2 separate regions of the Mus musculus genome follow, and region 2 is linked to region 1. The links are chromatin loops, found by intact Hi-C in ENCODE. Cell type or tissue: left cerebral cortex. All regions are shown on one strand. Each heading gives the region's core, and the rest is flanking DNA. Links, peaks and the distances in the headings are about the cores only.

Region 1 (5,384 bases), core at 227-5,226:
AGCTCTTCTTAATAGGGAGGTGTGTTTTTCCTGGTTTCAGGTGGGTTTGACTGGAGGAAGCCAAGATGGACGGCAGCCATGTTCCCTCTGCTGGCTATGCAGCAATCCAGGGGCACTTCCGCTCTCCAGAATTTCTGCTTTGTCACTGTATTCCCGTGCTCTTCTACTTTAGGGTATCAAAATTCAGCTGTTTACTTGTTTGGGAATTTAATGGTAAGGAGACGCGCTGGACGTTAGTCAACAATTTTGCTGAACGTCTAACCTGCAGACTTTGCAGTGCTCTGGTTTCTATGAATTCAAAGACAGATGAAACATAAAATGGAATTGGCTTGTTTTAGCTATGGGCCAATGGTCTGTGATGTAAGCCCTTTGACTAAGGCCTGTGACCACCAGTTAGGATTCTTGGGCTGCATCTGCAGTTCTTCAGTCTTCTGAGAGGCAGCAGCCAAGAAACACAGGACTCACTAGAGAAAGTCAATAATCTCACTCAGCATGGCTCACAATTTAACTCTCTAGCTTTCTCAGCTCCTTTCCCCACCATCGCTTCTTCTGTCACATACATAATACACAGACAAGCATATGCACATACATATGTGTACACACATATGGCTACAAGGATACATAACCCACACACATAGATACACAGACACACCCCACAGATACACATTACACATGTGTGGATACACAAATAGCTACACATACACACACACATACACATATGGATACACAGATGCACAGACACACACATGGGTACACAGATATACACACATATGGATACAGTTACACACAGACACACATACATAGATACACATACACACACATATGGATATACAGATATATACACACACACACACACATATACACAGACACATAAACACATACCACACGTATAAACAGATAAAGACACACACATCTACATAGAGACAGAGGAACACACATACATTGTATACACACACATATACACAGACACATAAACACATACCACACGTATAAACAGATAAAGACACACACATCTACATAGAGACAGAGGAACACACATACATTGTGTACACACACACACACGGATACACAGACACACTGATACACAGACACACATATATGAATATACAGATACACACACACCTACTTTGCACACACATACACACAGACAAATAGACAGACACAGACCACAATATAAACAGATACAGACACACACATCCACACAGAGACAGAGAGACACATATACATTGTACACACACACATACTGTACACACAAACACACACTTGGATACATAGATACACTGATACACAGACACACACTCAGAGAAATACACACACACACACACACACACACACACACACACACACACACACACACACTTTCTGGGGTACCGGAGATGTTATGTCAAAAGCAGGAGGCTGATTCCTGGCTCAACTATTTTCTGGGTCACCTCCTACCTGTTTCTCTGTTGCTCAGTTTACTGAGGTGAATTGCTAATGCCTTATTCCTTGCCTTCCTCACTCCTCCTGTTTCCCTGATGTGAAAACATCCCAGAAAATTTGCATATTTGGCTGTAGTCAGGGGTTTTGGACGGGCTTTAGTGACTGTGTTGGAATAATTTTTTCCTCCTCTCACTAATCCACAGACAGGGCCTGGCGTTGGGGGTAGGGTGGGATTCACCAGTGCCCCCAAGAGGGAGTGAATCGATAGGACTGTCGCTGTTTCCATCTGTCAGGGTGACATGCCAACTGGCTAATGCTGAATTATTGATACTCCTTCCCAAAGCAAGTTAAGCAAACAATCCAAAAATCAGTGAGAAGGGGGTGGTTGGTCACAAATGAGGTTAAATCCATTTTGTCACAGGAACAAGAGGCTGATGGCTGCCTCCAAGGCAAATCTGTCTGATTTATGTTACTGCTGCGAGGACCTTGGTGCCACAAAGGGAAACAAACCAAACCAGAACAGAACAAGAGAATTAGCCTTCTTATCAAAGAGGCTTCAGATCTCTCTCCCTAGGAGCCACAGTGACTGGATACCTCCTTTGGAGCCCCAGCGGTGGAATTCCTATAGAAATGACTAGAAAGGAGCATGAAGGTTTCCTTGTGTGATTAGGGTTCTTCCATGACTTTGACCTTCAACCTCGAAGGTTACGGCTCGGAACAGAGCCTCAGTGGCAAACATCTCACTCTTGATTTTGGGTATTGGGATTGGAGTACAATTAATGAATCTGGGCAGATGACAAGCTGCTGATTTTACTGAGTGGTTTCTTGGGAGATCACAGGCTTACTCCATCTCATAGAGTCTATCCATTGGGGCAGCATATTATTGTTATTCACCAGATAAACAGCTGCTTTAATTTAAAACAGAGGTACCAATAGGGGCTTGTCTTGAAATCATGGATGCTCCAGGCCGCCAGGGACAGTAGCTAGATGGGAAAGCTGTGTCTTCTTTTGGATGAGCCATTTATTCAAGCGCCTGCTGAGATGTGTGCACAGAGCAGAATGGGTAAAGGATTGCCCATTTCAATCATTCTATAACATCTGACCTATCTTTTTTTTTTTTTTCAGCCATCTTTCCCCAAGCCCAGTGAAGTGTTACAAACACGGGTTTACAGCACCATCTAGTGGACAGGAGAGGGGGGCGGTGCAGAGAGAACGGGCTCTAACATTTGAAAGCCAAATCTGGGGTATGGCCCAACCAGTTGTCTTGCTCACTGTAGGGTACCCTGGATACATTCCGGACAACAAGAAGCATGGACCCAATACTGGAACTGCTTCTGTGGTGTGGTCAGTAGGTCTATGATTGGGGCAGGCAGGGTAGAGAGGCCGAATCCACAGGAGCAGGCATTGATCAGCACATTTTGCTCAGTGGGGAAATCAGTTATTAATCAACAAAGAGCTATCGATTTCCCAGTGCCATCTCAGCCAGAGAGCGATGTGTCCATTGTAACTACTAACAATCGGTGTTCTGGGAAGTTAACCACTAGCGACTGTGTCCCTGGCTTCAGCAAGCAGATCATTAAAAGATGGGAGACCCTGAGCTCTCAGAGGGATGGCTAGAGCAGACTGAAGAATTTTAAACAAAAGATGGAACTCATTTGCATTCTGTGGTTCAAAATGAGGGGAGTCATTAATTCTCTTCTCATAAGAAGCATTTGAAAGCTGCATACTTATATACCATGAGACTTCTTTTGTTTAACTAAAAATGTAATTATTGGAGCCAAGAAGGAAATCAATAATTGACAGATGTTTATCAAGTGATTGCTAGAGCCAGACATTTAAAAAGGGGACAGACATTCAGTTGCTGTCCTTTGGTTTCTAGGAAATACTTGGTTTCATATGGTACTGATGCAAGCACATTGCCAAAACCTGGAACCAAGGTTTCTCTAATTTTATATAAATTCTTGTTAAAGTTACATCAAAATACCAGCAAGGCCTGAGGAATATTTCTGAAGAGAGACACAACACTCAGCTGTTGGATTTCTTGCCTCATTTTGTCTCAATGGGCTTATTTTTACTGATACTATGTTGACTTTCAGTGTGGTTTTCTTACGAAAATTACCCTTTAACCCAGCAATTTAAAATTAATGGCTATACAGTCCTTTAGGCTTTGAGGCAAGGCCAGGCCCCTGAAAGCTTACTCTATGGGGTCCAGTCAAGGGCAGAATTGATGTTGGATACTGCCTGCCTGGATTTCCTACTCTGTCATACAAGATTAGCTAGTCAACAATCGACCATGGGAAAAGGATGACATCTTCTTGGAATCTGGTCAACTGGAGGAATAAGAAAAACAACAGCCCTGCCTGCCTGCAGGGACTTGAACCAAGGGTCTTCCCATATCTATGCTCCTTAAATATTTCATCAGTGAGCTATATGCCCAGTCATAATCTTGTCTACCTAGTGTACTGGAAAGGGCTAGGAGAAAAAAATCAACAAGCAATCAACAACAACTCAGCATAGTTTAAAAAAGTTTTAAATGTAAAATGATCTCTGTGGGTATTTTTGGATGAAACACACTTGTCTGAGGATTCAAAGCTGACATTTACATGTAAGTAATGTCATGTCTAGTTTTATGCCAACTTGACATAATCTAGAGTTACGTAAGAGGAAGGAACCTCAATCGAAAAAAAAAATACTTCCATAAAATGGGGCTGTAGGGCATTTTCTTATAGACTGATGTGGGTGGGGCTATCCGTGGGATGGTGGTCCTGGGTTTTATAAGAAAGCAGGCTGAGAAAACTATGAGGAGCAAACTGGTAAGCAGCATCCCTCCATGGCTTCTGCATCAGCTCCTGCCTGCAGGCTCCTGCCTGGTTAGAGTTTCTTCCCTCAATGGACTGCGATTCAGGATATGTAAACCAACAGAACCTTTCCTCCCAAGCTGCTTTAGATCATGGTGCATCGTCATAGCAACAGTAGCCCTAACTGGTTATCTCGCAGAGTGATTCTCCCCAGCTCTATCCACTTGCCTATGAGTGAATAAATAAATAAATTTGCTTTTTTAAAAAAATAGATGAATAAAATTCCATTGTGTAAATGTATCACGTTGTCACCATTGGTTACTCAGTTGATAGATACTTACTTAGACCGTTTCCATTTCCTGGCTATTGTGAATAAAACACCAGTGGGCATGGATGAGCAAGGTGTCTCTATCGCTTCCAATGCTGTTTATTTTTATTCCTGGAGACATAGTTGGTAGATTGTTTTCATAATTCAGACACTGGAGAATCCAAGACAAATACCCCAGTTTCCCCACATGTCAGGCGCTCCTAGTCAAGGAGATAGAATTGGTACATGTAATTACAGTGCACCATGATGGGGCCTAGCTCACCTTTAGTAGTCCTTAAACACCAACATTGAGATATTGTCTAACTCAATCTGGGTTAAAAGATGTCTGGGGAAAGGATTTGTGTTCCTGAGGGACATTGTCTGGCCTCAGTGACAAGGCATCTTCCACCTGGCAGCCTGAATGAAAGGGAAGAGAGAAGGCAAAGCAGGACTTGGCTTTCTTGCTTCTGAGTGCTTGTCTGTTGCTGTTGGTATTACTATCCCTCACTGACATCAGAATCCAGCCACCTCTGCCTCTCACTGTGCTCCAACACTATCTGCTTCTACAGAACCTTTAGGCGTGTGGTGCTGGATCAGGAGGGCTGAGCTGCCTGGATTGGGCAGCTGGGTTCTCTGTTTCTCCTGCTCAAGGGGATTTGATACTCTCTTTTGGGATTTGGAGGCACCTGCACATGTGTGGACTATGTACACACATGAATAAAAATAGAAACAAATCAGAAATATATCAGGGCAAGAAACTGTTGGTGAGCTACCCAGGGACACTAGAGGACAAAGGTAGGGCAGAGAGAGGAGCCACAAACTTCAGGCTGGCCATTCTAAAGGGTTTTATATGTGAG
Region 2 (5,384 bases), core at 127-5,126, 540 kb before region 1:
TGCTCTCCGTCACGGCCATTTTTCCCATAGCTGGCAGGGCCTGGGTCACCTGAAACAGATAAAAAGCCCACACATGTGAACAAGCTATTGACTAGCATAAGACAGTAGACCCTCACAACCTAGCACTGTGCAAGCAAGATGCTTAGCAAATGCCTTTGGAGGTGACCCGTGATGAGAGGAGAAAACCCGTTAGTGAATGTGGCTTTCACAGCAATCAAAGGCAGAAAGTGATTTCAGTGTGTGTCTTCCATATTTGCATCATGGTGCCCTCTAACCATCTATGTCTACTGAATACTGAAATGTGACTGGCCCAAACTGAGGTGAACTGTAAGCATAAAATAAAGCTGGAATTGGAAGGTCTAGCAAGCAAAAAATATAAGGTGTTTTATTCACAAATTTAGGCTTATTACCTGGTATGGTAGTATTTTGAACCTTGTGAGTTAAATAAACTGCACAGGCATCCCTCAGTGTACAGTGTGATTATGTCAAGAACATAGTTAAGTCAAAAATCATCCAACCTGCCAAGCATCAGGACTTAGCAGCCCAGCACACCACAGAGAAACCAACTCTTTCCATTTGCGGGTGCATGGCCAACTCTGTGCTTCCTGGCATTAGGGGAAAACATCATATCATGTATTGCTAACCCCATAAAAAGATCAAAATTCAGAATTTCTAAGTTAAGTTTCTACCAAATGTGTCTCCTTTCGTGTCATCATAAAGTGGGAAAATCCAAGGTTAACTATATTAAGTCAGTGACTAGCTATTTTATTCAAGCTAATTTCACCTGACTCTGCACCTTGCCTACTGAAGATTCAAAGTCACGGGTGCTGTGCTGGTTTTGTGACTCACACTGTCTTTCTCATGAGCAGAGATGCGAACAGCCTCCCCAATTTCTTACAGTGATCCATATACAGACAAAGTTGACCATGGCTAAGAAGTTAAAAACACTCAACCAATTATGAACCACTAGAATCAGGAAAAAAGAAAGCAAGCCTCTATGGTTCTTCATCAATAAAATGGAATGTTTGCGTTTGTCACCATTAAGTTCTGTCCATTAAATGGGGACGGTCTCAACTACTAGTTATTATTTATTGGTGTCTGGTAGGGCTCACACCATGCTCCCTACAAAATTTCATAATCTCACCCCAATGTGACTTTCACCACAGTGAGTTCCTTTCAGATATGTGTGTTCTGTCACGTGTGCTCCATAGGCCACACATTGTGAGACACAGCAGGACAATGAGGAGCTCTGTTGCTTGTGTCCCTTTGCATCAATAGTGCTTCGTTCTATTACTAAGAAAACAGTGTAAAAGCAACTGCGTTCACTTGGGCAATCTCCTAATAGGGAGTCTTAGCCGCTCGAGAAGCCAAAAGCCAAATCTTCATATCCAATTACATGTTATAGGTGGAGGTACTCCCATTCCCCCCCCCCATCCCAGGGTTTTCAGTCTTTTTCCTATTTTAGTGTTCTAATTACATACATCTTAATGTAATGAGCTGGACACATTAAATGGTATTATTGTTATATAGCTCACATATTTTGAAATTAAGGTAGGTGAGGGAACCTATTTTTCAGACATCTCATTCTTCTGTGGGTCTTACATCACACCCTCCACAAAGCAGGGTCAGAGGGCAAACCATTTGCAAGGTTTAAGAGAGGATAGTTATCTTTGAATGTATGCATCTCAAGGCTGCTGTTGAGCAACAATGTGGTATTCCCAATAAATTATCCCGTAGGCTCTTATCCAACTATCAGTTGCGATGAAGGAGGTGGTCATCCATTTCCTCCAATGGGAGAGGGGCTTTCCTTCATCCCCGGCACTTACAGGTAAGGCTGTCACAACAGCTCCTGTAGCAGAGAGTTCTACATCACCTGACACTAGAGACAGTTAACAGTTAACTGGATTTCTTTTTTAGTTTTAAAAATAGGCCACATCTAATTGCATGTTAAAGGCGGTTTTCATGCACTTTGCCAATAAGAATGTCCTGCTGAGATATGTCAAATCTGTCTTAAAATCAAACCAAGACCAGGAGAAAATGACTATGCTCACAAAAGGAGTCAAAGACAATGGGGGCTAGACAGGTAGCATAGATTAGGTCAACCTCAGCCCACAGGCCAAACTGTATTTACACATATTTATATATAAATAGCTGTATTAGAACACGGACATGCTAATTTGTCTGCATACTATTTGTATCTGTTTCAGGAAGGCAGAAGACCAGGATCTGAAGAGCCCTCACTATGCCTTGACCACCCTGTGGGTCTTTTAACTACACTAACTACCTAGTGACTACACAGCTTCCTGAAATATCAGTGACCCCACTGCCAGAAAGTTTTCATGATTTTAAGAATTTAAAAGAATGTGAATACCATTCTCCATGTGGACACTAGAGGGCAGGCATGCTACACTGATGTAAGCAGAGCCTTTTCCCCTAACACTTGACAGAATGAAACAACAGTGCATACACAGGCATGATGGAGAAAGACATGCAAATAATTGTCTGTGTTAAATAGGCGATCTGGTGATACATGCAATGACTATTTAATTGTTGGGATTGTTCCCCAAAGATACACACACACACACAAAGCTTACTTGTGTGGTATTTCACGAGATTCTTCAGTTAATTTATTCCTTTCTCTAGTGGGTTTGTATGCACAGGGAAGTCAGGATTTATTATTACATATTTTTCCTTGAAATGCTGTGAGTGCTGAGTTACTGGTCACACGTGGGCAGTTCAGTGGCAGCAGGCATGCAGGGATGTCCCTTAATGAGATGACCTAGCTGAGCAGCATTAGCTAGCTCTGGTGAGAAAAGGAAGAGGGAGGGAATTCAAGGCCCGGGGGTTGTTTATAAGATCTGCACAGCTCTGGGAGAGAGGCAGATTAATAAGCTAGAGATATGCCTTCATCACGTAACTATGGTGACAGGGACAAACTAGTCACACTGGACAACCTGTCGTTTTGTCAATTTCATGAACCTAGACTCGAGAAACATAAATATTTCCCTCTACCACTTAGAATCAGAGATACCTCCGTCAGGATGTGTGACCTGAGCCAGTCTGCCTAGGCTCACATATAAAGAAAGAGTCAATCACAGCACAATCACCTGAATTCTCAGTGTGAGGCTTAGCCAGGCCCTGCTCTATGGCTTTAACGTGTGTCAGCATGAGTAGAAATCCTCCTAGAATAGCCCATAAGAGTGTGTGGTTCTGACTGCTATTCCACAAAAAGGAACTGAGAGCAGCAGTCACTGGAAATAAGGAAGAGAAAGGACCACAAGTCCTAGGAGCCTGTACCCAGGACCACAGCCCTTACATAGCTGCCCCTCCTACCTAGTTCAAGTGTAACAAACTACGCAGCATATGTCTGCTTTTAAGTAACAATACACTATAGCCAAAATGATAATCACCGTTACACGAATGACCTATGGTCTATAATAAGCAATGTCATAGTAACATCCCAGAACATGCAATAGCTAACCGTGAACAAACTGAGACATGCTGCTGTGAAAGGAGACAGGGGGCAAAAAATGACACAGAAACAAAACAGGGATCCTAGGAACTGACCGATAATGAAGGTACATGTTACAGATTTAACTTTTTAGGTATGTTAGTTTTACACAAACAATGACGAAATGATCTTCTTCTACTCCGTAGGATTTAAATCCAGAATTCAACAATGGGGACAAGCAAGAAGTGTTCTTTGAATGGAGACCATCACAGAAAACCACAACTGCACACACCACAGAGATCAAATGATCATGGAAACCCGGGCCCCAATGGATATATCTACATCACAACCCCTGAATCTATGGCTCAGGGAACATGGAAGACAGGACAAAGATAAAAAGAGCAGAAAGGCTGTTAGAGCCAGAACTCCAGGAAATGTGCTCTGAAACAATGTCTTCTGGAAATGGCTACGTAAACAAGACAAGGATAACAATAACAATGAACATCCTAATGTGGACTGGGGAAAGTTCTACCTACCCCAGGTAGTTTGTCCCGGGTCCCACCCCAGGACAAAGAACTACAGGCAACTAACGCTGGCTGGGAATTACCCTCTCCCCAGGATCAGCCCCATAGCCTGTCTAAAGCAGACCGGTTGTTCCTTAAACCCAAGGTATACCAACAATGGACTCAGCTGGTTAATTAACATGTACATACACATACATGCATATGTGTGCGTGTATAAGAATATTAATCAAAGAAAAATGGGAAAGTACCCAAGGAGCTAAAGGGATCTGCAATCCTATAGGTGGAACAACATTATGAACTAACCAGTACCCCAGAGCTCTTGACTCTAGCTGCATATGTATCAAAAGATGGCCTAGTCAGCCATCAGTGGAAAGAGAGGCCCAATGGATTTGCAAACTTTATATGCCCCAGTACAGGGGAACGCCAGGGCCAAAAAGTGGGAGTGGGTGGGTAGGGGAGTTGGGGGGAGGGTATGGGGGACTTTTGGGATAGCATTGGAAATGTAAATGAGGAAAATACCTAATTTAAAAAATGAAAAAGAAAAAGAAAAAGAAAAATGGGTTATCAATGAGAGCCAGGAGGACATGAGAGAAATTAGATGGGGGGGGGGGGGACATCTAGGGAGGTTGGAGGGAGGAAAAGGGAAAAATGATGTAATTCAAATTAAATTAAAAACATTTTAAAAATCAAATTTAAAAACTGTAAGAGAGAAGCAATGTAACTATATCTAAATTAAAATGTGTTAAATGTTTTTTAAAAAATTTTAAAAGTAAAGCTTTAAAATGGAGTGGGTATTTCTTTCGGTAAGATGTGTATTTACCTAGAAGCCTCCAAACAGGTTCCTGTACCGAACCTCCAGGTTGAGGCTTCCTCCGGGTCACGAAGTTTTATTAGCATTATGTAAGTACCACATAGCCCACGGTCTAAGTCCTATTGGGACATTTGTTTTTTAAAGTTCATCCTCTTGGTGGACAATTAGCTGGTGAAATGACCATAGTGACCCGTTCTCTACAGGACCGGCACAGAGTCGCAGCAGAGTCATGGAAGAGAGGGGCAGCGCCTCGGAGGCCGGGCTAATTGCGAACAAGTTTGCCCATTACGGCAGATTAAGAGCAGCAGGAGAAAAGGCTGCCAGGGTAACTTTGTGCTTTGCCCTTAGCATCCCAAATCAATGTCAAAAGCAAAACCAAACTAATAGACAACCCTCCTTGGCCACTGTTACGCTCACAAACTGCCCTAAACACTCTACAGGACTGCTTCTTTTTTAATTCTCAGGTTTATACCATCAGAATGATATCCCCGCTATTTCGTAAATACTGGACTGAAGGCCAGAGAGAAACTAAGTAGCCCAATGTCATAAGGTTAGGAAGTGGCGGTGGCCCGATTTGAACCCGGGCTTTCTGGATTGT

The links. A loop is a pair of places that touch in the nucleus more often than their neighbours do. Peaks named below come from ENCODE experiments on the same cell type or tissue, not always from the same donor. Only the 100,000 strongest peaks of a DNase experiment are listed, where the experiment ranks them.
Region 2: it touches region 1 in a loop (6-fold over the local background); 6 of 42 quality-filtered maps call a loop at or near these places.

What each region holds. Positions count from the first base shown.
Region 1 is chr1:23,702,939-23,708,322 of GRCm38, reverse strand. No RefSeq gene overlaps it. Among named protein-coding and RNA genes, the nearest start is that of B3gat2, 56 kb to the left of the region's middle. In left cerebral cortex, for the core only: a CTCF peak has its summit at 2,607 (motif pointing left); a DNase peak (open chromatin) is centred at 2,612.
Region 2 is chr1:24,246,342-24,251,725 of GRCm38, reverse strand. Col9a1 (collagen, type IX, alpha 1) reads right to left here. Exons shown (of 38, transcript NM_007740.3): 38 at 1-49. Among named protein-coding and RNA genes, the nearest start is that of Col9a1, 71 kb to the right of the region's middle. In left cerebral cortex, for the core only: a CTCF peak has its summit at 2,389 (motif pointing right); a DNase peak (open chromatin) is centred at 2,433.